Regions from separate parts of the Mus musculus genome. Here regions 1, 2, 3, 5 and 6 are each linked to region 4. Evidence: chromatin loops called from intact Hi-C (ENCODE). Cell type or tissue: heart. All regions are shown on one strand.

Region 1 (5,000 bases), 360 kb before region 4:
CACGTTATCAGAAATGTAAACCATGTCGCCGTCATCTGTTAGCACCATCACAAAGCCATCTAGGGCTTTCAGATAAAAACAGTCCATCTGTGCCTTCATCTCATCTTCACTGTCTAGACCACCTGCAGGGCACACGGGAAAAGAAACAAAGTCAGGCTTTATCTCAGATACTTTTAAATTTCTATAATACATATATTTATTTCTGTATACTTTCCAGTTGTTTTATATAATTGTTTAAAATAAACAAATTTGCAAACAAGCAAATCACCAAGGGTGTAAAAAAGGGTGATATTTTTTAAAGATAGGTTATGCCTTTATACCCAGTCCTAAGGAGGAAGCAGCAGATGGGTCTCTGTGAGTTCAAGGCAGCCTAGTTTACACAGCAAGGTACAGATCAGCCAGGGTTACATGGTGAGACTCTATGGGGGGTGGGGGTGGGGAGGAGAAGGAGGAGGAGGAAGAGGAGAAGGAGGAGAGGAAGAAGGAGAGGGAGAGGGAGACAGAGAGAGAGAGAGAGAGACAAAGAGATACAGGTAGACAGGAGGAAATGAATAGATGAAATGAAGCTTAAAAGCTAGTAAGAAAAAAATTGCTGTCATGTGGAAGAATCGAGAACTCTTCAGAATGAAACAAAGTACCAGGGGCTATAAAGTTAATGAATTTTATTTATGTGTTTAAAAAATAAAGGATTAAAAAAAAAGGGTAAACCAAAACAACTTACAGTACAAAAAGGATTATTCCTACAACTAAGAAAAGCAAAGCTTGATAAAAGGAGTAAAGAATACGGAAAGACTTAATTACTTTTAAAAAATACTTTAAAAAAAGTATTGTGTTGGGGCAGTACTGGAAAGATGGCTAAGCAGTTAAGAGCACTAGTTGATCTTTCCGAGGACCTGGATTCAATTCCCAGCACTGAAAACTGTCTGTAACTTCATTTCCAAAAAAAATCCTCTTCTGGCTTCTACAAGTACTAGGCATGCAAATGTTGAAGGCAAAACACCCATACACATGCAATAATAACTTAATTCATGTTTTTTTTAAAGAGCGGCGTTATGGGTCTAGAGAGATAGCTCCACATTTAAGAATGCTTGCTGCGCAACCAACAGGACTACATTTTGGACACCAGCACCCACATCAGGTGGCTCATAAATACCTGTAACTCTAGCTTCAAGGGATCTGATACCCTCTTCTGGCCTCCATAGGCCCCTTCATAAGAGCATATTAATATGTGCACACAGGTGCATGGACACATACACACACCACTCTCTTAAAAGAAAGTATTGTAGTCTCCTGCTAAAAGGAACTTCTAGATGTTTTTAATTTCTAATTTTCAGGTCCATTATGTTTTTGTAGAACTCACCGGCATCCAGAAGTTTTCTCACACGTAAATAACTGATGGTGAGCCTCATAACAGAAGCTTTATCAAGATGTGAGCTCACATTGTGGGGAAGTGGCAACTGATGAGCAAGCTCATAAAAAACTTCAGACTCTTTGCTTCGCCGAGATCTTGCTGCATCTCTAGACTTTTCTTTTCGACGTTCAGAACTCATCCTACTTAACAAAAAAAAAAAAAGAGAGACAAGAATGTACATGTTAGTTTGTCTTAACTCGAATAAAATTAATTTTGCATTTCCCTGTTTACTGTATAAAGATTAGAAGAAACCATGTAAAATTATTATATAGGACTTGTATGGAACATGAACAAAGTTTTATATAAGATAGCTTTTATATACAAATTTTAGATCACTGAAAACATAATAAATTCTTTTAAAATGTCCAAGCTTTTATTTAACATTTCCAAAGCAGATGTTTTCATCCCCAAATTTACAGTAGCTTATGTATCTAATGTCTCACAATCATTCCAAAGTATCTCAGTATAGAAAAACCCTAAATAAATTTGAAGAAACTAAAGTATATAATAATTTGAGAATAGGTAATACATTTATGGGCAGGTTAAGACACTAATAGTTATACATGATTTGATTAGTTTCTTTTGACATCAATACCTTCCCACCTACTCTCTTACCATGGGCTTTACATTAGCTGCTGTAACAAGCTACTACTTCCAGGTGCTTACTTCCTTAGCCACTGGTTATCTAGTACTAGAAATAACGGATACCAAATAATGTAGGAATGTGTTTCAAATGAAGGTGAGTCAGAGTGCTGATCCGCAGGTGGGCTAGTAAAGGTAATAAAAGTATCTATAGAATGATACACACCGAGAATTCTTTCCAAACCAGTCAGATTTGTTTAAGCTTTATCAAGGAGAGCTGTCTTCCTTTGCTGAGCCTCCTGACTCTAAGGCTAGCCCAGCTGTCAGCTGCTTCTCTAAGCCTGCCATTATCAATATTACTTTGCACTGGGTGCTTACTCTCGCATAACAACCCATAAATATATAAACAGTGCCCTCATTTGATGAAAATAAGCTGGGGTTCCATAGATTAAAAACAGCAATTGTATGACAAATAGGATAGGAACATCAGTGTTTTAAGTCTTTCCTTTTCTACAGTCTGCTCTATTAATGGAGAATGCTGCCTCTATTTTACTCCTCCATTCCAATCTTACTAGGTTAGGTATTTGCTAAATGTTGAAAACAGCTCTTAGAATTTATTAAACATTTAACAATATAACGGGATTTTTTTCACTCAGTTCTTCTTGTATTTTATGAACAAAGCACACAATTATCTTTTCTTTAAGTCTCCTTCCTTTTAATGTAAGGCTGAAAGCTACAAGCAGAGAAACAACTTTCTTAGGTAACTGTCAAGAGTTCTCAGCAACTCTCTTATACAGTTTTCAAAGTTTAGTAAAGAATGTGTACATTTGTTAGATTCTAAACTGTGATACAAAAATTTCAACTCATTTAGTGGGTGTGTCCAACTTTTGACATCGCACACAGCACTGTCATCAACTGTGCAATTGAGTTACAAAAAATGTTTCAACAGGCATGTTTTATGTAGGCTTACAATTATTTGTGTTAGCCATATTTGTCATATTGTGGGGCATATGTGGTCTGTAGGTCACTGGCTGTATACACCTAATTATAGAGCAATTTCACTCAAGAACCTTAAGATTTTAAGTAGGGCTATTAAGAAACTTGTCACAAATAGGGGGTTAGGTCTGATACACTGTATATAAGTGTAAAATTTTGAAAGAATTAAAAAAAATCACTTGGAGCTCCTTATATAAATGAATCCGTATATTCTTAATATCCTACAATAAAAAATAGAGGCCATATGAGAGTACCTTAATGCCAACAGTTTGAAATTTTTTAAGTACATTAAAACTGCTTTCTTTTCCTCACTATTTTCAATTTGAACTTTGTAATGAAATAGTTTTGAAACTCATTTCATTTATATAATACTCTGAAAGGGAGGTAAGAGAGAGAGCAGAGATCTGCTGGGTTACAATGAACACTTTATATACACACACACACACATTTTGACAGGGTTTTACTATATATCTCTGGCTGGCTTGGAACTTGCTATGTAGTCCAGACATGCCTTGAACTCACAGAGCTCCATCTGCCTGTTTCCAAAGTCTGGGATTAAAAATATGAACTGTCACACCAGGCACATTTTTCTACTTTTAAATTTTTGTGCAGTGGTGGCTGTGGGAAGCAGCACACTATTTAAATGATTGCTATATCATCTTCCTTATTTTGTTTGCACTAATTTTTACTTCTTTACTTTATAAAGCAAAACTAAAGAAAAAAGGCTAAGGCTTTCTTTTTAAACACAAAGCAGTTCAGACTTCCTTAAGATAATAAACACAATTAATTAAAACATACTCTCAAAAGAAGTGTATCCTGAGACAGGTTTCTAAGTAAGGGGTCTGTTGTTCTAACACTGAAAAATATCCCTTCTAAGATTTTTAGCTTTCATAGGAAAACAAAAAGAGTTTACCAAATTTTTGATTTGTATTTTACAGCACATTTGAGGAGATTTAAAAAAAAAAATACCACTAGGCCTAGAAAGATAGCTCAGTGGTTAAGAGACAGCATTGCTCTTGCAGAGGACCTGAGTTTGGTTGTCAGTACCCATGGCAGGCAGCTCACAATGCTTTAACTAGTACAGGATATCTGATGTTCCTAACCACCAAGCATCTCACCAAAAAGGAGGTTTACAGACAAAAGGAGAGAGCATAGATACTGAAACAGTTTGTGAAAGAGGGCCAATGTATAAGAAGTTTCCTGGCTTAATCATTTCCACACTCTGCTTTTTGATTTGTTTTCTCAGAGACAAGGTCCTGCTGTGTTGACCAGGCTGGCTTCAAACTCTAGGACATCCTGCCTCAGCTCTTTAATGCTGAAAGACACACACATACAATACTTAAGTCGTTCACTATTTTGTTCTTAGATAATGTGATAAGGAAAAAGTACAAATTACAATGTTAAATTATTCAATCAACCGTGCGTGTGTGTTGAGCGCATACATGAGAAGGTCACAGGATAATACTGGTGTTCTCATCTATCACTCTCCTGAGACAGGGTCTCTTACTGAACTGGGAGATCTTCCTATCTCTACCTCACAGTATTGGGATTGCAGGCACGTGCAGCCATACGAGGCTTTTAAAGTAGATGCTAGGATTTGAACTGAGGCCCTCATGCCTCCACAGGCGTGTTATTCACTAAGCTATTTCCTTAGTCTACTGAATCAAAAATCTTATTATAAATATAACTCCTCAACCTAGCCCAGAATGATTAGATTAACTTTGTTTTCTACAATCTTTTCCAAAAAAGTGTTTTTAGTTTTCAGTAAATCGATTCCATATCAATTTTTCACTTTAAAAGGGGGTAGAGGTTACTCTTAAACAATATTAAATATTTTATATTTGTTATTAAGAGTACTTTTACTGGGGCTGGAGAGATTGCTCAGTGGTTAAGAGCACTGACTGCTCTTCCAGAGTTCAATTCCCAGCAACCATCTCTAATAGGATCTGATGTTCTGTTCTTGTGTATCTGAAGAGAGTGACAGTGTACTCACAATATAAGATAAATAAAT
Region 2 (5,000 bases), 720 kb before region 4:
ATTGGGAAGAAAGTAGTTAGTTCTCCATGGTCTCTACCACAAGTCTCCGTGTAAATTAGCATTCCATGAGTCCCCACAACCTCCTATGGCAACTTGAAGGATTCTCTCTTGGTTTCTTTCACCCCAGACCCACACTGCCAGTGTGCTCAGAAAGCTTCCACTTGCCATCTTCCGGGAGCCAGGCTCCCTCACTTGACCCACCCAATTCACAGGGGTCTAAGAGAGGAAAGTCTGCCAGCCTACAAATGTCCTTTTTACAGAAAACCTTTATTGACTTCTCCCCAGCAACCGCCCATACAAACAGCCCCTTCTATTGATCCTGTAAGTTGCCGGGCTGCTACATTAGCGTTTATTTCTCTGGATACATATTTAAACAGTAATTTCTCTTCGGAGGGTGATTACCTGGTAATGCTGACTCAGACCGAAGAGTGTATGTCTAGGACAGCCTCGGAAGATGTGGTGAGAACTCCCCTTGGCACATGGAGCATGTCTCACAGCCTCGGGCTCATGAATGGGGACCTGGGATCTTGAAACAAGGAGACATACTGGCATAAGACACCTCTAAAGAATCAGGGATGCAGGGACATGAATAAGTTATCAGGGCAGGAGAAGGCGGGTGGGGTGGGGATGGGGGGCGGCACTGAGACGTTTGAGGTGGGGCCGATCTGGGACATGGTTTAGAAAGAAAGATAAACCTTCAAACTCAGGATCACTTAAGTTTAAGTAGGAGCGACGTCAACTCCCCCTAAGAGATCTGAAAAGTGCACAATAGTTCATCTTGTCAGTGATTTACTCGAGCGGTTATTTTGGGGAAATGTGATTAAAAAAAAAATCACAGCCAGCTCTTGTATAATTTTAGGCTGCATCACCCTCCAAAATAACAAAGCAATTAACTCAAAACACCATAACTTGTTCTTTCTCTGACATACTGACTCTTTCTGGCAAGGTCTGAAGTAGCTGCTCCACGTTTGAAGATAGTTCTCAGCAAAGGGTTCCGTTTAACCACACCTAGTCTGCATGGCTGTGTGCTCACGGATCTCATCATCTTCTATATTTAGAGAGACGGGCTTTCCAAGGGAAGACGGGCATCCAATAAGGACGATCCCATCTAGAGAGGTGAGTTACTATGGTTACTGCTCAGGAGGCTGAGGACCAGTGAACCACTGCTCCTGGCCAGCTGGACCCTTTCCAGATGAGGACCTAAAACAGAAGCCCGTGTTGACTGAATTTCGTGGAGCCTACTTCGTGTCGTTTTATCCATAACCACGGGCTGCCTTTGGGAGCTGCCTCCAGCTCTCCAGCCTCGGGCAGCCAGGCAAAGCAAAATCAAGGAAGGTGGAAAACTTCTAAGCACTAACAGACAGTAGCGAACAGAGGGGGAGTCTCAATATCCAATCCTGGCATTTAAAAAATCAAATCAAGTTATTCGGGACCAGTGGCTAGTCACTTTTCAGTGGCTGGGGGCAGGGTGGGATCCGAGGCCAAGTCCCTAACCTCCAGCCGTAGGGAACGCGTCTTCTCTGGGCCTCGGGTCAGATGCCTGGCTGGAGGGGTCCTGGCAAACCTTGAGAGGGGTCCACTTACCCGAAGACTGCGTGTGCAAATGTTTCACAGCTCCTGTTTTTTCGCGAAGGTGTCACTCTTCGGACGGGTTCTGACAGCGACAGCGACAGCGGCGGCGGCAGCGACTGCAGCTCGGCGGGGCGGCCGGCTCCTGCAGGTCGGTCCCTCCTTCTCTGAAGCGCCTCTCGCTCCGGCTCAGAACGCGAGGCGGGCGCGCGGCTTTTCTAGGCGCGCATTGGACCAAAGGGAGCAGATGTTATCCGGTTGCTAGGAGCGTTGCTAGGAGGCGATGACGCCCCTCCACCGCCCGAAGCAACTTTCCTGAAGGTCTCGGGCGCCAGAGGGGGCTACTGAGAGCCAGACTGGGAGCTCTACCGGGAAGGAAGGCTGAGAACGAGGGGTCCAGCCACGGGTCACACTGACTTGGTCCAGGAGAGCTGGCGACACGGGAGCGGGAGCGTCGCGGGCCTGAGCGTTAAGAGGAGTCTCGCGTCCCAGAAAACGGTCACTCACTGGAGGCTGGATTGGTGTCCCCATGGAAGTTGAATGGGGACAGAGGTGGAACTGCATTTAAAGGTGTGAGGGATCCTTTGGCTCCGGGACTGTGTCCCACTGTGTTCCTGTTACTACAAGCAGGTTTGAGCAATTGACAGACTTGAAAGAGGGAAATATTAATCCATGAAACTCAATCCTGAGTCTAATTCCTTTGGGCACCCTATATGGCTACCTCCTAAAAACGGGAGGATGGCACCGGGTAGACGAGGGGGAGTGTTTCCATGGGGTGTTCCCATGGTCTAGTGTTCTGCCTCTATACCATTAGACTTCATCTAAATGAGAGAAGAATAAACCCTTCAATTAATATGAAATGTTCTATAAAAAATAATCACACAAATGACATGAAGTTGGAAGAAAGATGTAGGGGTTTCCAGGGATAGTGGTCCCGGGAGTGGGAAATGAATATGGTCGAAACACATTGCATACCTGTATTAAGTTCTCAAAAGGCAAATAAAATCTATCTTTTTAAATGCACCTCAAAAGGGTACTTTCCACAAAGGATACTGGGGAAACTACATATGTTTCAGTCATTGTTGCTTTAATGTAGTTTCCACAAAGGTTTGCAGCTTCTCCAATTTCTTGATAGAGCTTATTTTGATTCAGTTTTTGTTTGTATTCTTGACCATTGCTTCTCATCCTCACCGTGGCTGTTGTGAAATGGTTTTATTTTATTGAGGGGAAAGAAAAAAAAGAAGACTGCAAGAACCTCAAAGTGGGAACATCTGAGAAGCCAATGAGCAAATTCAAGAAAGGAAACCAAAATACCTAGTAAAGAAATTCTGCTTAGCATGCTCCCTTGATGATAAATTTCTCCTAAGAAAGGAGTACAGAATTTCCCTGGCTCCCTAGAGAGTTGGGCCAGGGCCAGGGCCAGGATGGAAATCAGCACCCCTGGGACTCACTTAGAAAGAAATACTGTGTTTAGATCCAAGCCAGGCTGCTGCTGCATAGCACTGGGTTAAGTACTAAGGGGTGGGGGTGGGGGCAGCCATCTTCAAGGCTAGCGGGGTACAGTATGATCCCACAGTTCAGAGGTCTCCAGTACCTACTTCATGCCTTTGTCAAACTTTAATCTCTGGAAGCGTATTTGCCCTGAGGTTTGAGACGATCATGAGGTAATCTGGAGATGTATAAGGAAGTAATAAATAGCCAAGGTAGGCTAAGGAGGTAATAATCACAAAGTTACTGTTATGCGTCTAAGGGGGAACTTTGAGAACAGTTGTGATCCTCCAGACAACCAGCAGTATGTCACATTGCTACTTCACTATGGGCAGCAAGAGACTAAAATGGGGCTGCCATCTCTTTCCTTCTCTAGCCCTTCCCTGGGACTCGCTATACCTTTGACCTTCAGTTCCAGTCGCACTGGACTCTCCTCTACCATGTTTGGAGAAGGTGCCAAGGTCTCCTGAGTTATGTGAATGATATTTCTTGTTTAACGTGCCTGCCTCCCTCTCACCTGGCTTCCTCCCATTCAGCCTGCAAGATGCTGTTTAAATACATTCTCATTGCAGCTTTCGCAATTACAGCCCAACTCACACTCCCCAATCCACCCTAGAGTACTGCTGCCATACTCTAAATGAGTTCCCTCAGGATAATAGGGAGTGCCCGGCACGTAGCATACAGCTCCAGGTACATGCCAGAGAGCACAGAGCCTGTGGTCAGTGGGGATACCTCCAGATCTCTGGTTTCCTCAGCTGGTAGCTGTCAGGGCTCTACCCAGTCTATGAGGGAAGCCAGGAGCTGCCTTCATTTTTCAGCTAGGGGGTGGGAAAACTTAGTGAAGCACTGTTCTTAGGCACCAACTTTGTTTCCTCTTTGAAGACCACTGTCTGGTCTCCATTAGCCACCCAGGAAGTATTCAACCCAGAGTCACTCTGATATTTTACTAACACCCTTAAGCCAGTCATCTGAACTGAGTGTGAGTCCTCTGAGTTGAACTGTCCTCTCTTACTTAAAAATGGACAATAGCAAGGGAGGTGAAGGGCTTACCAGGAAAACATAAGACCTGAGTTCAATCTCCAGAAACCATCTTTAAAAGTTGAGCATGATGGCATATACTCCCAAGGCAATTATATATATATATATATATATATATATATATATATATATATATAGGCAGTATACCCCAATATATATATATATATTGGGGTATACTGCCCATCCCTAGTAATGGGTTATGCCTCAGGAATAGCACATCTGCTTAGCATGGATGAGCCTGTAGATTCAATCCCTAGAACTGAAGACAGACGAAAACCCCCACCCATAATCACATGGCATGTCACTATGGAACCAAGGCAGAGAAACCATCTGGGGGAGCAGCTTGACTCAGCCAATATGGGTACAGTGCAATGTATCTGAACAGATGAGGGAACCTGGCCTTCTGTGATGTAACTTCCTGGTGATTGTCACATCTCCCTTTCGTGGAGGGCTCCCATAAGAAAAACAATAAACATTAATAGACACGGGTCAGGGTGATATCAGGATGACAGCATAAGCCTTACGGCAAAACTTGACAGCATAAGCCTTACGGCAAAACTAAAAATAGAATAAAGGCACAGCTCTTAATCCCTGTGGGCCCATTGATATCTGCAAAGATTTGTGTTGTTTGGTGACAGTAACTTGCTGCGTATCCCAGGCCAGCTTTGAACTCTAGACCTCCTGCCTCTCAGCTTTCTGAACGCTGAGATAACAGGCCTGTGTCACTATGTCCAGACTGTAGCAGGTGGAACGGCACAGATGTTTTTCCTTGTGCCAGCCTCCCGTTGAGCTGTAATCGCAAGTCGTCCCGGAGAAACATCCCCAGAAACTCTGAGGCTCAGAGGAAGCTTTAAGGTTTATATGATGCAGTTCCTTGGTAAAATGTTACTGGAGGTGGTTCATGT
Region 3 (5,000 bases), 130 kb before region 4:
TTGTTTTGGCAAGTGCAGGCTGTAACAATTAGATGATGGCAGCGTTTATGGACGACGCAGGTGCACACTGGGAAATTAAATCCAGCAATTACACATTTATCAGAGCCTCCTAGGACAGCCAGTTGCAGCAGTCAACGAAAGCTGCCCATGCCAGAAACTTGGCTTGGATGTCTGGCCACATCCTGGCAGCCAGTGCCCTCATCCTTCCTGCATCTACTGACACCATCCTAACAAGACCTTTGTTTACATCCAAGCTGTCTGCCATCTTGTCCTAAGCTGTCCTCGCCTTCCTGACTGCGCCCCATCCTTCAGAGAAATCTTTTCACAGTATAACCCTGGTCATTTCTGTCCATGCCTGAACACTTCCAGTGGGTTTCTCATGTCCATCAACAGTGTTCAAACCCAGCACGGTTCCAAACGTATGGCCTTTCTCTGCCTCTCCAACATAGCCTACTCACCTGGTAACTGCATCTAATGCTTATGACAAGATAAAACCCAAAGAATATCTCACCCCAAACTGCCTCTCCTCCTCTGATTTCCTACAGCCCCTCAGACTGACTCCTACTTCAAATCTTCCACATGTGGCTGGGGCCTGCCCGGAATTCCCTGAATGATGCTGGGGGCTGAATGGGCAGTTGAATAAACACTTGCAGAACGGTTCAACCAGCTGTGTGAATATTTAGAACTCTGACAATATGCTTTCCCGTTTGCAGCCCTATAAGGGTGTCGTAGTGTATATGGAATGAGCAAGAAGCTGGATATGGTGGCACATGAATTTAATCCCAGCACTTGGGAGGCAGAGGCAGGTGGAGATATGTGAGTTCAAGGTGTGTGTGGTGTGTGTGTGTGTGTGTGTGTGTGTGTGTGTGTGTGTGTGTGCGCGCGCGCGCGCGTGCGTGTGTGCGTGCGCGCACAGGACAACTCTGAATCTACCCTGCCACCTAGTGGGATCCAGGATTCAACCTCAGGTTCTCGGGCTGCACAGGAACGGCCTCCTGCCTGCTGAGCCACTGGCTGGCCAGACAGCATGAGTCTTGTGCTTTCTGTATGTTTCTTGTTTGTTACAGTAGGTTTAAGGTCCAGCGGGTGTTCTCTGCTGGTGAATGTTCCACGTGAGCTTAGGAGGAATGTGTTGTCTGACGCTGCAGGCTGGTGCTTCCCATCAACGTCAGTTTGATCACACTGTGACAGCTCTGTTTAGATCAACCAAAGCCTTACTGCTCCTCTGCCTGGCCTGGCCGAGGCCAGCAATGATCGACAGAGCAGCTATGACAGTAGGCCTGTCTACCTCCCTTGTGGTCCAAGGGCCTTGTTCTCACGTGCTTCCCTGCCCACTGTTAGGTATGTACACGCCAACCACATTCATGTCTGTCTGAAGAACCGGCCCGGTTACTACTACACACACAGTGGCCTTCTTAGCTCTGGCCGTTTCCTCTGCCTCAAGCCTGATTAGTCGGAAACACCACCCTGTGCTTCTGATGAGGGTGGGCCCGCATACTTCTCTCCTACCACACGTTTGGTTTTACGTTCTTCGGTGAAATGTAAACAAAACTTTCTCATGCCTCCTAACTAGTGTTCTTTCCTGTTCTTTAAAGAGCAGGTGCCCCACCAGAAGTCAGCCATCAGATGTCTCAGCGACATGCTGAGAGGAAAAACAACACAACAGATGTACCCTTAAGTCATACATTTTAATCTGTCAATGGTACCCTTGTGTATCTAGAGCTTCTCAATCTATATAAGAATGTATATGATGGAGATATATATATATGGATATATATATCACTAGAGAGCATACCCCTATATTAGACAGGTCCAGGCTGAAAACTGTTATCGTCCTACCTTGTGAGCTATTTTCTCACTTAGGACTGAATTCACATTTATAGGTCCCTTACAATTGCTATGCTTGCTCTCTCTAACTTTGAGAATTCAGTGGAAATTTTCATACATAACTTAGATTCAAGCTTATGTCTCAGTCAGTTCTCCTAAGTGGGGGGGGGGGGGGGGGGGGGAGACACGACCCACATTGCATTGCTTCCTCCAAAACAGAAAGAGGATTTTCCTTATTTACATGTGGACCGGCTCTGTAGAATACATGGCACGGCTACCAGTCACCTGCAGAGTGAAAGTCAAGATGCCCAGTACTACAGATACAGACTGACCAAACTCAGGGCAACAGGAAGGGAGCCCCACGGAAGGCCATGGGGACCCAGCCCACACCCCTACATAGAAGGAGGCTGCTTTCACACTTTGAATTTATTTAATTTTAAGTCTTCAAGAATGATACTAAGTTGATTTTACCTTAGAATTCTGAAAATGTATTTAATTGTGGATTTTTTTCTCACATTCGTTCATTCATTGAGTTACAGATCAAGACCATGGCCTGGTACATGCTAATATCTCATTTTAAAAATGAAGTTAATTAAAAAAAACTGAGGACTTTTTACTTTATTTTTTAAAATATTATTTATCCAATGTATATGAGTACATTGTAGCTGTCTTCAGACACACCAGAAGAGGGCATCAGATGCCATTACAGATGGTTGTGAGCCACCATGTGGTTGCTGGGAATTGAACTCAGGACCTCTGGAAGAGCAGTCAGTGCTCTTAACCGCTGAGCCATTTATTTTATGTTTATGGTGCTTGGCCTGTGTGTATTTTTTGCCATAAGCATGTAGTACCCCTGGAGGCCAGAAGAGGGCATCATATCCTCTAAACTTGCACAGTGTAAGCAGCCATGTGGGGGTGCTCACGACTGAACCCTCACAAACTATGCAAGAACAACAAGGGCTCTTCACCAGGGAACCACCTCTCCAGACCCTCGGTTTTTTGTTTTGTTCTGTTTTGTTTCTGAAACCAGAAAGCTAAAAAGATAAAGCTAATTTGGAGACGAGCATCCATTCCCTATGCAGGTGACATGAACACAGCATGCGACATCTCATCTTGTTAAAAGTGCAATGTAAAAACCAAGACTTTTATCTTCAAGACTCAAGGGCACACTCACCCTTGTATGCCTTGGACTCCTTCTTAGCTCTCTCAAGTTACTGAAGAGCGAACTTTAAGCTGCAAAGCTCTTCTGGGTGTTGATTTTAGAAATGAACAGATTCCCTCTATACTGTCAAAAACGTCCAGGGTCTGGTACGAACTAGAGTCTGCCATACGGGCACCATGTGTCTTACGGAGAGTTATCATGGTATTGATAGGAGGCAGCCTGGCCTGTCTTCTGTTGGTGTTATCATATTTTCACAAAGAAGCACAATTAAACACGGTTGTAAACATGTTTTTCTTACCTTGGCATTGATAACCCTGTTTCCCAAATACTCCCCTGTTCAAGACAAAAGGGAGAAAAATTACTGTCAGTCAAATGGTTCAGTAATAACATCTATAATTATACTTCTCTAGAAGAAGTGTGTTCCCTGGCCCCTTATGAAAAACATCTCTTCGGGGAAGAGGTACAGAAAGTGTGCTGTTCTGAGCCCTTGTTTATTACCAGGAGGCACAAAGAACACCAGCTGATGGATTAGACCGCTCCTGGTGATATAAACAGGAGGTGGTGAGGGTTCCCGTTTCTCCTCCCTTCAGCTGTCTCCTAAATCCTTAGTGAAAAGCAACTCAGCTCCTCCATTCACTCACACACACACACACACACACACACACACACACACACACACACACACTGCAGCTACCTGGCTCCAGCACTCTCCCTTGTCTTATCTCTACATCTCCCGCTGAAATCCACAGGGGGGCAGACGTGGTGCCATCATCTCCTTTCTGTTCATATTGATTTATGACTCACCCTGATGTGTTCTATGGTAGTGTGTGTGTGTGTGTGTGTGTGTGTGTGTGTGTGTGTTGGGGTCGGGAGTTGTAATTCTGTTTACAAATGCCATAAGTATGCTTAACCTTGACTCTCTTTGAAAGTAATTATTGCTTACATTTATTTTCTGCTATAGACTTGCCACGGCTTGTTCAGGCTTACTTCTTGTAAGACAGTGCCCCAAGTCTTTAGAATTTCTCAACCTTTAATTACATTAGTTCCTAACTGCTGGAGATGAGATGGTGGTAGAGGACCACTGGACGCCATGGCCTTCCTCCGGATGCCATATGTCTGGACACCACTGAGAACGAGGCTTTCTCACCACGATTATTCCTCATAACTGATCACACGATCCATGCCTTCCTCAAAGCATTAATAACTTCCTCAAAAATAATTTTCCTTTCTCCTCAGCCAGGTTTTCTAATTTATCAATTGATTGACTCTCCTCTCTCTCTGATTCATGCTCTTTCATCTATTAGCATCTTCAATAGAGTAACTAGTATACGAAATAATATCTAACATTTGGGTCCGTAAATTACTTAGTTTTGCTATTATTTTAGTAGGAGTTTAAACCTGTTAAAAGAGGATCAATGTATCGAATAGGAGGCAAAAGTCAGATCTGAAGAATAGTATCCATTATGTTTTCTCCTGAAACCACACATAAGCCAAAGAAGCCTCCAGCAGCAAGCCCAGGGATGGAGGTGAAAGTGGGGTGGGGTGGGGGTAAGCAGGCTGTCTCACCAGATGAACTCTCGGCAATGAGAGCAGTAGGTGGGCTGCCTCAGGTACGTGGCCATGAACTTATGTCCGTTCACTTGATGGACTCGTCTTCGCATAGCCCTTTGGCGCTTCCTGGTAAAATGCTTGAAGATGCGGTCTCTCTGGAGAGTGGCTGTGTGTTACAAGAAAGGAAGACATGGGCTGAGGATATGACTCAAAAAGTACTCACCACACAATCATCAGGACCAGAGTTCAAATCCCCTTAAATAGCTTGGATGGTAACACAGGTCTGTAATCTGAGCTCTGGAGGAACTTGTGTAGAGACAGGAGGAACTTTAGGGTTCCTTGGCAAACCAATTTAGTCTTCACTTCTGCCAACCTTAGAACCCAAATGATGGGGTTGTCCAAACACAGTCGGCACAGACCCTCCGATGTTAATCTGGATTAGGTAAAAGTGGGTGGGTTC
Region 4 (5,000 bases):
AAGGAAGGAAAGAAAGAAAGAAAGAAGAAAACTGCTGTGAGGATGAGAAAAGGCAATGACTGCACGTTGACTTTAGGGCTCCAGGCAAAGATGCTGCAGTGGAGTAGGAGACTGGGAAGAAGGTGGTTAGTGCGTGTAGACTTCCCTTTCATCACAGATAGCAAGTGATCTACTGAAACATGTCTACAGGGTTTTATAAATGAGACCATAGCTTCTCTCCATCAGAACAAGGAAGAGCGTGGTGCTCTCATGCTCTCTGTGCTGCAGATGGGACACAGGATTTAGTGGCTGACTGCCTGGCCCAAGTCGAGCTCCCCTCATTGCTGGATAAGTTAAGAAATGTCTTTGTGGGGCTGGAAAGATGGCTCAGCAGTTAAGAGCACTGACTGCTCTTCTGAAGGTTCTGAGTTCAAATCTCAACAACCACATGGTGGCTCACAACCATCTGTAATGAGATCGGATGCCCTCTTCTTGTTGTTGTTGAAGACAACAACAGGGTGTGTCTGAAGACAACTACAGTGTACTTACATATAATAAATAAATAAACCTGAAGGAAAGAAAGAAAGAAAGAAAGAAAGAAAGAAAGAAAGAAAGAAAGAAAGAAAGGAAGGAAGGAAGAAAGAAAGGAAGAAAGGAGGGAGGGAGGGAGGGAGGGAGGGAGGAAGGAAGGAAGGAAGGAAGGAAGGAAGGAAGGAAGGAAGGAAGGAAGGAAGGAAGGAAAATGTCTTTGTATCTTGATTTTCTTGTCTCTACACTGGGAGTGTCAGTTGATAGCACCAGCTCCAAGGGGCTCTCTTGTAGAATGAGTTGATGTATACAAATTGCTTTATAAAGCATGTCCTTGCACGCTGAAGTTTTTATGCTTGTTATAGAAGAATGGATTCAAGCACTTGGAGTTTTTTAAGGAGGCCTGTGTGCCTACCTGAAAGTCGAGCAAATGCCTCCAAAGACAGGCCTTGACACTCTCCAGTGATAGGGTAGTTGGTTTTTTCTCTGAATAAATGTTTGAAGTTTTCAAACCCTTCAATTTTAAATAAGTTTTTTTTAAGTACTGAAATGAAAGATTTGGGCCAGAACACCAAAACAAGACTTAAACCTTCGAATCAAGTGAAAACTTGCCTTAACCTCAATTTGCTGCATGATTCTTAGAAATGGGAAAATTGTTCTGTGAACAGCAGCGGGGTGCAGCTGAGGGAGGACGCAGTCCCCTCCCAGAGGCAGTGCACAGCCCAAGGGAAGGGCTCACAGGTTGTCCACAGAAGTTTCATGTTCTCATTGGGTCCATAGAAAGTGCCACAGCTGCCACAGATGTGGGGTCATCTCTGCATCAGCCAAGACAACTAACCTGGCTTATAAGGAGTGAGTAAGGAACTGGGAGTGTAGCTCAGTGGTAGGACACTTGACTAGTGCGTGTAAGACCCTGTGTTCTCAGAACCACAAATGTAAACCAAAATATAATATAAAATGCATTTAGTGAGTAGAATGGAGACTATGGGCTAGTGACAGTTTAGGTAGGTCTTCAGGCATGCAACAAGTATTTATTGAGCACCAACTGTATACATAATACTAGGCTGGACTGGTAGAGACAGGTAGGATAGATATATGATTCTAGTCAGAAGAATAAACAGACTTACAAGGGTTGCGATCCAGTGTGAGATGGGTCCCAAGTGCTTCTGAGAACCCACCCTAAGTAGAGACGGCTGTGTGAGGATCCTTCCCCTATAGGAAATGGAGGATGGGAGAGGTAGGAATTGACAACCAATAGATAGGTGCAGAGGCTGAAGAGAGAGCAAACTGCCAGAGAGCACTGAAAGGCGTATCCTACAACAGATTGTAGAGGCAGAAGAGACGGGGCCAGAGGTGAAGGCTGGCCCAGGGTCTTATGGGTAAGGAGGTTAGATCTGTCTTCAGGAAGGTAAGAGGCCATCGGGAATTCTCATCAGGTGCCAGACACAAGACACACATTATACATACATTATACCAGGATCACACTGGCTATAGTTGTAGTGGGGTCGTGAGACCAAAATCTAGCAGATGTTTGACCAATCATTATCCGAGTGACCTAATCCGTGGCCCGATAGCACAGAGCGAATGCCAACAACTGGGGCACTGGAGAGCAGATGGGCAGTGGGGTGGCAGACCTGGCATTGTGTATACTGTGGTGGGAACAGAAGGTCCTCCTTACCTCTCAGCTCTTACCTAAGGCGGCTGCGTGTTAAACACGGGCTCTCACTCCCCAAGAGAGGGGAGCGTGAGCCGGCCTTAGGCGCAGAGAGACTCATTTCAGATGATTTAACTTTCAAAATACCCAGGGACTTTCAAGTGGAAGACGCCAACACTCCAACTGAAGATACAGTGGGAAACATCAACACCGAAGCGGTTATGCCATCCAGGCTGCAGGGGAGGCTGCTGAGAGAGCTGTGGAAGGAGAGGTCTTTCCTCGGTGCAGAGCTCTGGAGTGAAGGCTGGAGAGGAGACGGACAGGAAGACTGCCGGCATCATCTGGCCGCTGTACCTAGGGGATGAAGTCTAAGGGAAGCCTCAGTACAGCAGCTTCCATTAACTGAATACTGGTGAGGGTAACAAAAAGACCTCTGCGGCTAAAACCAACCAGTTCTCGTTTCCTTCGCCTCAGATCGTTGATAAACGAATTTGGACCCTCTTTGCATGTAGATGCTTTGAATGGCGATAAACCTCAGGAGGGCAAGATTTGGTTAAATTATCACAAACTATAAGCCTCTGTAAAAATGTGTAAGTACGAGGCTCAGTAGGGGAGGGAAAGTGACAATGTCCCGTGAGGCTTGGAGAGGCGCTGCAAGGGAGATTTTTCCACACAAGGGAACCTCATTTGAGACTGTGAATTTGATCTGGATTTCCGTTCAATATGCCATGCAATACTGGAAATTTTATATTAAGTTGTTTATATATTCATTGAAATAATAGCATGAATATTTTAACTATATATGAATAGAATAACGACCGTGACTCCTGGACGGACTAGAATTTCCAGCACTTTTCATATTTAGAAATGCATAGCGCCATCTAATGGTCACAAGTCATAAAAAGAAAGAGGAAGAAAAAATAAAACTGATACAAGTAAAATCTAACACATTTCAAAGTTGTTCAGTTAACTGTTTTTGTAAATAATAATTTTATCTCTTCCAAACTCACTGCCAAACTGGGCGGCAGATTACCTCCACCCAGAGTGTCTCTGTGGAGCATTTTAGGTTGAAGTATTTCCAAACAAGGATTTCCAAACATTTGTACATTTTTTTAAATCAAAAAAATCATTCTAAATACCTTGGATAAAACAGAATGTTCATTTCATTTTTAAAGGTATAATTAAGTTAAAGAGTTCAATAGAAGCCTTATCTTGTTTTTTTGTTTTTTTGTTTTTTTTTTTTTTTTTGTAAGATTAAAATGTGGCCCGTCTTCTATACAGACGGTAATTATTGCTGCCATGGTCCTTGCAGCCCCTTGAGACGTGGGGAGGGAGGGGTGACTGCGCGATTTAATGAAGCTTATCTCTGCTGACTCTGAGGCGGCAGCCTGCGACTTGGCCCTTCCACAGCTCAATCCTGGGGTCAAAAGAGATTTTCCATTGCTCAAACAGGCCACTTAACCTGGGACACAAGTGAGAGGAGCCACAGCAACCTCGAGAAAAGGTGGGAAAGCTGCACAGTCTGCCCAGGCCGGCCCTGAGGGGCAGCTTGCCTTGCTTCCCCAAGAACGGAACTCTAAACTTTGCCACCCAGCTCGGTGGCTTGCTCAGAACTTTCATCTAATCCTTCTAACACAGCTTGAATCAGACTCTAAACGAATTGAGAGCCCCAAATGAGAACTGATTTTAAAGTATATTGTTCTAGGAGGGCTACAAAAAAAAAGAGTAAAGGGGGTAAGATCTGACCATGATACATTATACACATGTATGAAATTTTCCAGAGTAATAAAAATTACTAATTTTAAAATTTAAATAATTTCTTAAAAAATTAAGTATACCATTTGACTCTCCTTCACAATATAGGTATATTGGACAACAAAAACCTCTACGATATGATGCTGATGTTTTTACTTCTTGTTTATCCCTGACTGTATTTGGAGAGTGCAGGTCACTTGTTGCCTAGCAGATTGCTTGTACACAATTGAAGATACATCTTGAATTAACGTCTAGGACTACCAGACTCGTGGGAGAGTTTCCATGATGGGAAGAAAACAAACAAACAAAAAATTAAATCAATAATAAAAAGAAATAAAGGAGGGGTGGATGGGCGAGAAGGAGAAGGAACAGCAAAGAATTTGAGTTGGAAGGTAAGTTATTTATTGAGGATTTTGTCATTTGCCCATTGAGTGTTAGAAATGATTTTCAAAAATTGGCAGTAATAGTGACAGCCACATTAAGCCATTGCTTTTTTTTCTTCTCTAGGGGCTAGAATGTGTTTTACATGGAAGTGGGCAGCAGTACAGGGGGGGCTGGGGTGGGAGACAGGGGGATAGGGTTAAGAACTGTGGCTGCATGCTGTGGAGACCCCATGCTCACCACTGGGGCTTTCCTGGACTCAGCATATCTTGTACGTGCCCTGGCTCGCCAGCAAGAACAACACTGCAACAGGATCCTTCTGCACACGTTTATTGGGAGAGCTTGATTGCAGAGGCGAAGAGACCCCCCCCCCCCAGCCCAGAACTGGTGCTGCTTATATAGGCCTAGGAGAGGCGTGTCTCACACCCGGATTGGTTATCCACTATACCTCATTTGCATGTTCCTCATCTGATTGGTTACTCTCTCTCAGTACCTTACAGAACCTCATTATCATACATCATTTGCATGTCTCACATCTGATTAGTTATACTTGCAGAACCTCATTATCATACATCATTTGCATGTCTCACATCTGATTGGTTATACTCTCAGAACCTCATTATCATGCCCTGGGCCAGGCAGTGTCTTGGCAAAAAACTTTACTGCATATGTACACATTGGTTGTTTGTCCAAACTTATGCGT
Region 5 (5,000 bases), 450 kb before region 4:
TATTTCCATTGGGAAGAAACAAATCAAAACTAAAATGAAATATCAGGATTAGTTTATTTGTGTTGGATAAGCCCCTCCCACCAGGGTGCTGCACAACCCAGGCTGCCTGACCTCCTGAGTGCTTGGATTATAGGCTTGTACCACACGTGTGTGCAATCAAAGCTGACAATATCAAAAGTTACAGAGGGTATAAGACAACAGAAATTTTACAGTGGCAATAAGAATGTGAGCTGGTTTGGGCAGTTTAGAAGATGTCTTCACAACTTCTATAGCATGAAGAATCAAAACATGTCCATCCATGTACTTTATATGAGCACCAATAACAGCTTTATGCAAGGTGACAAAAACTTGAAACAAGTCCGAGTCCACTAACCACCGAATTGATACATATATGATGTGATATCCAAATGATAGATTATTTCTATCCATAAAAGGAAACAAGCTCCTAGATGACTAATAGGTCATTGAAAAAGAACAAAGGGGGGAAACCTGACACCCAACTTCACAGTAAACTATTTAATGATCCAAAAATAGCCCATTGTCTGTTGTTAAAGCAAAATACTTAACTCACAGGGCAGTGGTAGCACAGGGTGGAAGGAGAGGACCAACCTTGTCCTCTGATGATCACATGTATGCTGTAGCACATATACAACCCACAAGTACGTACATGCATGCCCAAACACATGCTGTCCCCTGACCTTCATGCATGCACTAGCTGTGTACATACCTACACACTCATTAAAAGTATTGGTAAGTGCTGAAAGTTTTTTTTCACTCAACAAATTAGCCATCTTTTCAAAAGGGAGAGAAGGTTATGCTATTTGCAAGATAACCACAAGATTTATAAACATCATAATTCTCAGTGGTATAATCTGTAATTCATTTTCTTTCAATCTTGAAAATATATCTCTGGGTGAAAAAAATGTTTTCTTCATATGTGTACACACACATACACACACACACTCCTAATTTTAAACCTCCCTTTAGGGCAAGTAAAACGAACAGCAAGTCACACCTCACATTTTTCTGTCATCGATGTTGTAACAAACATCTGCATGTACAAAACAGTCAAGCACTTTACATTTTTATTTATTTTTATGTGCATGGGTGTTTGACCTGCATATACGTCTGTGCACAGTGCACATGTCTGTGTTTGCGGAGACAGGAAGACGCCCCTGGATCCTTTGGAACTGGAGTTACAATGGTTATGAATCTTCATGCCAGTGCTGAGAACGAAGTCTGCAGCTTTGGACCCGACAGCCTTTGCCCACTCTCGTCTCTCTGTGTGATGGTGCCCACCCTAAGGGCTTCCTTCTCCAAGGCGTGCTCAGCAATGCCTTCCAACCTCAAGCCTCCAGCACCGCCAAGCTCCACGCCCAGCCTTCCAAGAGGCTGCTTTGCCTCTACCCAGAAGTCTGATGCGCACCTGAAACGGCCGCACAGGGTACGCTTGGCCTTCAAATCTGCTCCCTCTTTATCTCTGTCTTGAATGACACCATTTTCAAACAGTCACTTTCTAAACTCGAAAAGCCTTATCTTGTATTTCTCCCTCACCCACAGTATCTAATCCCAGACACCTATCAAGACTTATATAGAAAAGCTCCAGATGGCGCCCCTGAAATGTCTCCTATGCCCATACATCCCCTCGGTTCAATCTCCACACCCCTTACCTGCCCAGTCTAATGGCAGCTACCTCATCTCTGCCCTCCTTTCTTCCTCCGGAATCCTTTCTTCTGCTTATCTTCTCTTCCCCTCTTTCCTCTCCATGGTACTCCCAGTTTAGAAACGTTCTTCTAGCCAGGCAGTGGTGGTGCGCGCCTTTAATCCCAGCACTTGGGAGGCAGAGGCAGGTGAATTTCTGAGTTCGAGGCCAGCCTCGAGTGAGTACTACAGAGTGAGTTCCAGGACAGCCAGGGCTACACAGAAAAACCCTGTCTCAAAAGAGAGAGAGAGGGGGGGGGGAGAGAGAGAGAGAGAGAGAGAGAGAGAGAGAGAGAGAGAGAGAGAAGAAACGTTCTTCTGATCAGAAAATTAGAAACATATGCTCAGTTAGCCCCGAGAGACTTGTATGGTCCTCTAAGCTAGCCCCTGGGGACATGATACAGTAGGAAATGGAGTGTGGTGTGCTGGGATGAGGGAACAATTGTATTAGCATGGTAAATGCAGTCCTCTGTGGTTAGCCTTCTGCCCAACCTCTGCTCACTTCTCCAATTAACTCCTCCAGGTGCACCACACTGAGACATAACACACTGCCAGAACCAACCATGTCTCCCATTCCTCCTACTCTGATGCCACTCCTACTGCCTGAAATGGACTGCGCCCACTTAAGGTCGTCGTTGTGTGCTTCCATAACAGAACACCATACTCAAAGCAAACAGAAACCTAGTTTTTCACCACCCTGGAGACTGAAGAGCCTAAGACCAAGGTCTTAGCACCTCGGGAAGGCCTTTAGTCCATTCTTCCTTGACAAAATGTTTTTTCACGGGGCAGAAAAGAAGAGAGAAAGCCACTTCTGAAAACCCTTTTATGGCCCTCTTAACCCCTCATGAAGCAGAGCCTTCATAACCCAATCACCTCCCACTGGGTGCCAACACACCTACATGATAGCACTGGGTGCTTTGAGAGAGATTCCGACCATAAGACTCCCTTCAGCATTTCTCAGAGCCTTCTCTGAGGAATGGGAGACACGGTTGGCTCTGCCAGTGTGCTGTGACTCAGTATGGTGCCCCTAGAAAAGTTATGGAGAAGCAAGCTGAGGTGAGTTGAGCAGGTGTTTAGCACTTGAGAGTCATTTGCCATCGTGGCTGTGACACCCTCTTCATGTTGCTAGAACCACGTGTAAGCCTCAGACTAAGGTTGCACCTCTTGAAGAAGTGTTTTTCCAACGGTTAGGGCTGACCTAAGTAAAGGGACAGTTTCACCAGCAGAGGGGGCTCCACTGCTGCCCCACACTCAGTTGGAGTCTGTCTTCTTCCTGCTGCAAGCTTCTATTGGCACCTCAGACAATTAGACACATGGGGTTCTAGATCCCTTGGCAATCGTCGAAACATATACCAAGTAGTTTATTGTGGGCTCCTAACAAAGTTTCATACAGTTCCCATGTAGGCAGAGCAGTTTTCTAGAGAGTAAAAGGACGCAGATATCCTTCAATTCTGAGAGGGGAAGGAGTTGGAAGAAGTATGGAACCCAAGTCCCACTCCCATCTCTACCTGGGGGGGTAGGGATTGGAGGAGCTACTCCAGAAAGCCCGCAGATGATGGTCACTAGGCACCGTCCAGCAGTGGCCGGTGGTGTGAATGGCTAGGAGGGGTCATCTGACAGCTTCGATGCCTGGATCTGGCCCTCAGCTGCTGCAGAGCAATGTGGCATAGTGAAGCCTCTGTGGGGAGTACTCTGGCACCAGCCTCGGACTCATGTTATCCTGATGAGTGGAAAGGTACCCTAATAATGACAGAAACAGTATTTCTCGTTCTTGGTTAGAAACAGCTAACCACAAAATTAACGTAGAAGAAAAAAAAAAACAGGATTGACCTAAAACATAATTGTCATACACACACACACACACACACACACACATATCATTAAGGCCTGCTATATATGTTCCTTCAATGCACAGAAAATGTACAACCTCAGACCATCCTCTTTAACCAGCTTTGTAACATAACTTCGGCCCAGTCTTGAATTATACACACATTATCTAACACACCAAGGTGTTTTTACACAACTGATGCAACTTACTAAATATGTTTTCTTTTAAAAATTATTATAAGGCTTTTTTAGATAAGTTTTTCACATTTTATTAGTTCAAAGAGCCATTCAGGGTGACTAATTTTGCTGGATATCAGAGAGGAAGGAAGCCAACATCGGGGGAATGTGCAGTTCTGAACATGGCCACACGGTGGCAGGGTGACGCTGCACACCAGAGCAGATCCACACTGTCCAGTCTGGATCCTTAGTGTGGTTAGGGAATTCAGCAGTTAAGATAAGCACGGCTGGAAAGCCTATTCCTTCAGAAGTAAAGGGCTTTCTTTCTGAGCAGCTCATTCTCCTCTCGTTATTGTGTTTCACGGAGACAAGCTCTTCAAGAGCCTTAGTGAGGCAAACATGCCTCTGACATACGGCGCTGCCTTTTTGGAGAAGGATCAATGGAATTCCATTAGGAACAACTCTGTCCCTGGTCTTGATAAGGTCTTTAAACAGAAAGAGACAAGCTCAAAGTCAAATCCTTCACGCAACAGGTACTCAACTGCCTCAGACAAGAGAGAGCAGAAGCTCAATAGGTCTTCATGTTTTCTTAGTCCTCCTTTGCCAGGACGTACATACCAGTTTACTTTCTACAGGGGAGGCAGGCAGATTGGGAAACCTGACACCAGCTAGAAAAGGACTAAGAATTCATGAGAGAAAATAAAAAGTATACTGAGCACTACTAATGCAAAAGAGGGCTGTGGGTAAAGATGGCTACCTCCAAGCCTGGGTTTGAACCCTAGGGCCCACGTGGCAGAAGGAAGAAATCAATTTGTCCTCTGACACTCTCTCTCTCTCTCTCTCTCTCTCTCTCTCTCTCTCTCACACACACACACACACACACACACACACACACACACACACACACATAATCTTAAAAGGGTTTTTATGGGCTGGAGAGATTGCGCAGTGGTTAAGAACTTGTCGCTCTTACAGAAGATCTGAGTTTGGCTCCAAGCACCCACAGCCATGCATAATTTCGGTTCCAGGGGAGGCTGTGTATTCCCACCTGTACAGCTACAAGGAATGCACATGGCATGCATACATACATGCAGGCAAAACACTCCTATACATATAGTGATAAAAATAAATAAATTAACTTAATTAAAAGGTCTTTTACATATCCAAAGCAATCTAGAAAATCATGCCAGCAGAGTGGCACACAAGTGAACCCCAGCAGTGAGCAGCACAGGCAGGCGGACCATCAGTTTGGAGCCAGTGCTGGTTATATAGCAGGGGCTGTGACTCACAAATGG
Region 6 (5,000 bases), 730 kb before region 4:
TTCAGGCATTTAGAAACAGAATATCAATGAACTTAACAGTTACTTTTTAATTCATTTTATAAATGAGCAACTGAGAATTTTGCTCCAAGTGGTCACCAGTGTAGCCCATCCCATAGATGGTACTCTCCGAAGTGTAAGGCACAATGTGGTAGGAGTGCAGCTCTTCATAGTAGAGAGACTGGGAACAGCACTCCTGTACCATAAACTTCAGCCGTTTTCTCGTATCAGAATAAGCAGTCTTATAGCAGGGAGCTTCCTTGAAGTATTCATAGCTCTCTTTCTCCGTCTCTAGGTGTATCTTCCTCAGCAAATTGTTAATTAACACAGACCTTCTTAGGTAGGTTTCTGGGTCTTCAAGAAACCTGAGCTTCTCTAGGGAAAGTTTGAGGATACAAGTCCTGTCTTCCGGTAATATCAGGTGCTAGGAAGCAAACAGAACCGTTATTCGCCACACACACAGGACACTAAAAAACTAGAGCTTTGTGCTACCAATGACATTCGGGAGGGAGACTTGGGAGAAAAATTAAAGCCTTACTTTTGGAAAATACCCATGGGAATCTTGATGTAGATCTTCTTCTTCTGCATATTTTCTCTTAAAGTAGGCTACTTTCGACGTTGTTGATGAATATGATAGGACTTCTCTTGGATAAGCTAAAACAGAAAAACAGTTGGAGAAAGGTCAGGTGGCATTGTGGCTAAGAGCATTTCATCATATAGAGGGCATTTGTAAGCAGAAACCCAGCCACCCCAGAGATTTCCACCTGTTCACCAAACAGCACAGTCTGGCACAACTGGCAATTGTCTTAAGATCACAATACTACTGGCGGAGAAATGCCATTTGAGACACAAAATAGATGGTCGAGTTTAGGGTTCTATGACCATTTCCTTGTGCAGTTCCAGAAATCAAGTTCAAGTGAGGTTTAATTTTGTGTGTGAAGGAAACTTCTCTTTATAACAAGTGAAAACCATTACAGAAAACCACAGCCCATCGAATTGTAGAGTTGTGGAGCCAAAGGACACATCTACAAGAGGTGCCCACACATAAAGCTCAGGGAACATTGCAGAACAGGGGGTAGAAAGAGAGTCAGAGATTGTGTCTCCTAGTAACATCGGAAGCTACACACAAAGTCTCACCGACATGACTGCCCAGATGTGGGCTGAGCAAAGACAGACAGATCAAACTGGACAGAAAGAAGCCCAAGAGGCATTAAGCCTACACAAAGAGCTACAGGCAACTTAGGAACGATAGGAGTAGGAGTCACCATCCTCCCTAGGGGAGAGCACCCCAATTGTCCAGCGCCAAATGTGCTGGCCATGAAAATAGAAACACAAGTGACATCATGTGGACTAAGAGAGCTATATAGAGAAATATGCAAATACATATACGTCATGCAAAAACAACTGATAAAGAGAGAGACCATGAATTTGAAGAAGAGTGGGAGGGAGAGTTTAGAGGAAAGAAAACGAAGGGGGAAATGTAATTAAAATACAATTACAAAAATAAACAAATTTTAACTAATTGATATAATGGTCCTGACATTTAGCATAATTGAGGTTAATAATGAGGAAATTATATATATATAAAATTGATTGTAGTGTGTACTGGCTAGTTTTGTGTCAACTTGACACAGCTAGAGTTATCACAGAAAAAGGAGCTTCATTGAGGAAATGCCTCCATGAGATCGAACTGTTAGGCATTTTCTCAATTAGTGATCAAGGGGGAAAGGCCCCTTGTGGGTGGGACCATCTCTGGGCTGGTAATCTTGGTTCTATAAGAGAGCAGGCTGAGCAAGCAAGCCAGTAAGGAGCATCCCTCCATGGCCTCTGCATCAGTTCCTGCTCCGTGACCTGCTTGAGTTCCAGTCCTGACTTCTTTCAGTGAAGAACAGCAATGTGGAAATGTAAGCTGAATAAACCCTTTCCTCCCCAACTTGCTTCTTGGTCATGATGTTTGGGCAGGAATAGAAACCCTGACTAAGACACAGTGTAATATGTGAAAGTAGAAAACCTTTGTTTCCTCCTTGAAAATACGACTGCAGCTGAGGATTCTGACTTTAAGGAAAAACAATTTAGAGGTCGCGGATTTCCAAAGGAGTTCCCAGAATGTACTCTAGATGGCACTGTGGCCACAGAATGGAAGCAAGATCAAACTCCCAACACAACAGATTCCAATTCAAAACAGAGAGAACTAGAAAACCTAGTCCCCTTTGGTATTCACTCGACCTCTGCAGTCCAGAGGGAAAGCAAGCTTACATTTGAACTTTGTTTACTTCACCCTAACCCAATAGTTCTGATAGAACCCAATGAGTCACAAAATAATTAGCATATAAAGACATGTAGGCTTAATAAATTTACACTGACACTTGATGCTTTTCCTCTAAACTCTAGAGCTTTTACAGGCTTAAATATTGAAAATGTGCTCTTCAATAACATGCTTTGTGTCGTGTTTCCTTCATCTTGGAGCCACGCCGGCCTAGCTTCACACAGCCCTCCCTCCTGCAGCTGGATGCTCTTCCCGAGCCAGTAAGGAAAGCCACATACCTCACCTCAAGCATCCCAAAACCTCACTGCTGTCACTGTGGGTTAAAAACCCAAGAGAGCCCCTAAGCTAGTGGGCGTGTGTTTTATTAAGGGATCCAGGGTTCAAAGCACGTGTGCATCTGACCAAAAGGAGAAGGTGACACGATAAGGACACGCGACTGAAGCTCCGTGCGCAGAGTTCCTGGATTTGATGAACGACAGTTTATGTCGATTTCTCACTTACTTGAAAGGGTTAGGGGGAAAAAATAAAACCGATCAAATAAATAAAACAAATGCATCCGCCCCCCAAACCCAGTTTGCTCTCCTTTTCTTTTTCTTTTGTTGTTTTTGTTTTTTGTTTGTTTGTTCTTTTTTAAGATACAGAGACTGCTAGGGTTACATTGAAAGCTATTCATCAGATAACTAGATAACAAAGCTTTTGCTTATCCCTTGTAATAATGACTCCTATTGTGTACATGCACACATGTACATGTGCATGTGAACATGTAGTGTGTGTGTGTGTGTGTGTGTGTGTGTGTATAGTATATGGGTGTGTATGGGTTCCTGTCTGTGTACGTCTACATACAGGTGTACACAGGTATGTGCACATGCAAGCAGAGTCCAGAGGTCATGGGTTTTCTTCCATGATTGGTCTCCACCCTACTCATTTGAGATAGGGGTTCTCACTGAACCTAGATTCACAATTGAGTAGACTAGTTAGCCAGTGACCCTAGGGAGCCTCTTGCCCTCAACTTATTAGCATTCAGACTATAGGTCCTTACCACAGCCTGGCTTTTACAGGGGTGCTTGGGCTCCAAACCCAGGTTCCCCTGCTTATACAGCAAGCACATGCTGAGCCATGGACGTCCTCTATTCCTCTTTAATTAATTGTCTGACTAACTGATCTAACAGTGGTTCTCAAATGTTAACACACACCAGAATCTCCTGTAGGGCTTCTTAACTACTGGGCCCTTCACTCACCTTTCCAGTGGGTCTAGAGGGGAACTTTTGCACCAAATCCAACTGAGATCTATGCCAGCTAACCTGAGAACACATTTTGATATCCCGAGTGTTACAGCACCAGGCAACTATACTAGCAGGCCTTAAATGTTGAACTCAGCCAATCAACTGACACCCAAACAACTGGGTTGATTGATATTGTTATTGTGATTTCAGTCAGCCTCCCTTTATCAGCTTGAGTGCTTTCTTTTTTTTTTTTTTTTTTTTTTTTTTTTTTTTTTTTTGCACCATGAACAAAGCCAACTCACATTGTAATTACACAGTAAAGAATAAAGTCCATTTTCAACAGCAGCCCCCAGGTTCACCTTAAGAGGATCAGTGCCTATTGCTAACACTGGCACTTGGGCAGGTCACAATGTTTCTTGGAAAACTCTAATGAATTACTCTAGTGAAGGGAAGAGTGAGGAAAGACTTGGAAATTAGAAGCACAGCCTTGCCGTAAGCAACATTGTTTCCATCTATACATGTGTCCTTTATTACATATTGGCTTGCTTTGCCATCTTAAGTATGTAGCCATTTGAGAGCAGCACGATGGACTGCAAATTGCAGCCTGGAGCACCAGGTGTCAAATTTACTGTTCTGTCCTCCACTCCCCACTGATCCTCCAGGGAAGCTATTTCAATTTAACAGATCAATATATACACACCTATATCTATATCTATATCTATATCTATATCTATATCTATATCTATCTCTATCTCTATCTCTATCTCTATCTCTATCTCTATCTCTATCTCTATCATCTCTATCTATATCTATGAGATTATATATATATATATGTATATATATATGTATATATATATATGAGAGATGCATGGATGATGTATAGATGAATGGATGGATGGATGCATGCATGAATTCATGAATGCATGCATGGATGGATGGACAGACAGACAGATTGACTGATTCCGGGTCACTATATTCCAGAAGTTACACTAAAATATAGAATGCAACAGACCCTGAAAATACAAAGCAAATACTCAGAGGTCTAGACTTGAGCCTGTTCCTCCTGGGCAAGGAAGGCTCTTAGTCACTCAGTTTATTGTTCTTGAGGAACACCCTCCCCCCCACCCCCCCACTGGTGAATTGCTGAGCACCTTTGCAACTGCTGTCAGTTTAGCAAGTCCCTCCAATGCTAGCTGCCTGGCTCTTTGCAATGTTTTCCACATCACTTTTTGGAGGATGGTTTTAGCCATTTTGAGGCTAAAGCCTGTAACCAACGTAAGTTGCTACATCTGTTACTTGCTAGATTAAAACTCAAAATCTTCTGAGCTGGCAGCTATGCGTTGGCCGTGCCTTTCAGCCTCCTTTGAGCACGGAGGAGCAAACCAGGGCCCAGAAGAGACTCTAGCTGACAGCCAGTTGTGTAGCTAAGAGTTGGGGGTCTGCAAGTGGGTGGAGGCATAGATCTACTCTCAGGCTCTCTTACTTCTTAGTTGTGTGACTTTAAACCAATCGCC

The links. Peaks named below come from ENCODE experiments on the same cell type or tissue, not always from the same donor. Only the 100,000 strongest peaks of a DNase experiment are listed, where the experiment ranks them.
Region 1: it touches region 4 in a loop (3-fold over the local background); 6 of 42 quality-filtered maps call a loop at or near these places.
Region 2: a loop joins it to region 4, with 12 times the contacts of the local background. A loop is called at or near these places in 6 of 42 quality-filtered maps.
Region 3: it touches region 4 in a loop (7-fold over the local background); 35 of 42 quality-filtered maps call a loop at or near these places.
Region 5: it touches region 4 in a loop (5-fold over the local background); 19 of 42 quality-filtered maps call a loop at or near these places.
Region 6: it touches region 4 in a loop (14-fold over the local background); 6 of 42 quality-filtered maps call a loop at or near these places.

Annotation. Positions count from the first base shown.
Region 1 is chr12:73,923,108-73,928,107 of GRCm38, reverse strand. Hif1a (hypoxia inducible factor 1, alpha subunit) reads right to left here. Exons shown (of 15, transcript NM_010431.2): 2 at 1,361-1,551; 3 at 1-122. Among named protein-coding and RNA genes, the nearest start is that of Hif1a, 18 kb to the right of the region's middle. In heart, no CTCF peak of the experiment used is centred here; no DNase peak of the experiment used is centred here.
Region 2 is chr12:74,281,041-74,286,040 of GRCm38, reverse strand. It overlaps 1700086L19Rik (RIKEN cDNA 1700086L19 gene), which reads right to left and starts at 1,765. Exons shown (of 4, transcript NR_030735.1): 1 at 1,585-1,765; 2 at 403-526. In heart, CTCF peaks have their summits at 1,696 and 1,900; a DNase peak (open chromatin) is centred at 1,840; H3K4me3 peaks cover 1,151 bases; H3K27me3 peaks cover 2,168 bases.
Region 3 is chr12:73,691,254-73,696,253 of GRCm38, reverse strand. Prkch (protein kinase C, eta) reads right to left here. Exons shown (of 14, transcript NM_008856.4): 3 at 4,556-4,706; 4 at 3,288-3,322; 5 at 1-67. Among named protein-coding and RNA genes, the nearest start is that of Gm34189, 88 kb to the left of the region's middle. In heart, a CTCF peak has its summit at 2,689 (motif pointing right); DNase peaks (open chromatin) are centred at 2,723 and 3,720.
Region 4 is chr12:73,562,915-73,567,914 of GRCm38, reverse strand. No RefSeq gene overlaps it. Among named protein-coding and RNA genes, the nearest start is that of 2210039B01Rik, 17 kb to the right of the region's middle. In heart, a CTCF peak has its summit at 3,057 (motif pointing left); no DNase peak of the experiment used is centred here; H3K4me3 peaks cover 963 bases; H3K27ac peaks cover 748 bases.
Region 5 is chr12:74,012,854-74,017,853 of GRCm38, reverse strand. The region is part of intron 1 of Syt16 (synaptotagmin XVI); the gene reads right to left. Among named protein-coding and RNA genes, the nearest start is that of Syt16, 18 kb to the right of the region's middle. In heart, a CTCF peak has its summit at 2,916 (motif pointing right); no DNase peak of the experiment used is centred here; H3K4me3 peaks cover 479 bases.
Region 6 is chr12:74,290,974-74,295,973 of GRCm38, reverse strand. It overlaps 1700086L19Rik (RIKEN cDNA 1700086L19 gene), which reads right to left. Exons shown (of 4, transcript NR_030735.1): 3 at 536-651; 4 at 24-421. Among named protein-coding and RNA genes, the nearest start is that of Dbpht2, 4.0 kb to the left of the region's middle. In heart, a CTCF peak has its summit at 2,118 (motif pointing right); no DNase peak of the experiment used is centred here; H3K27me3 peaks cover 302 bases.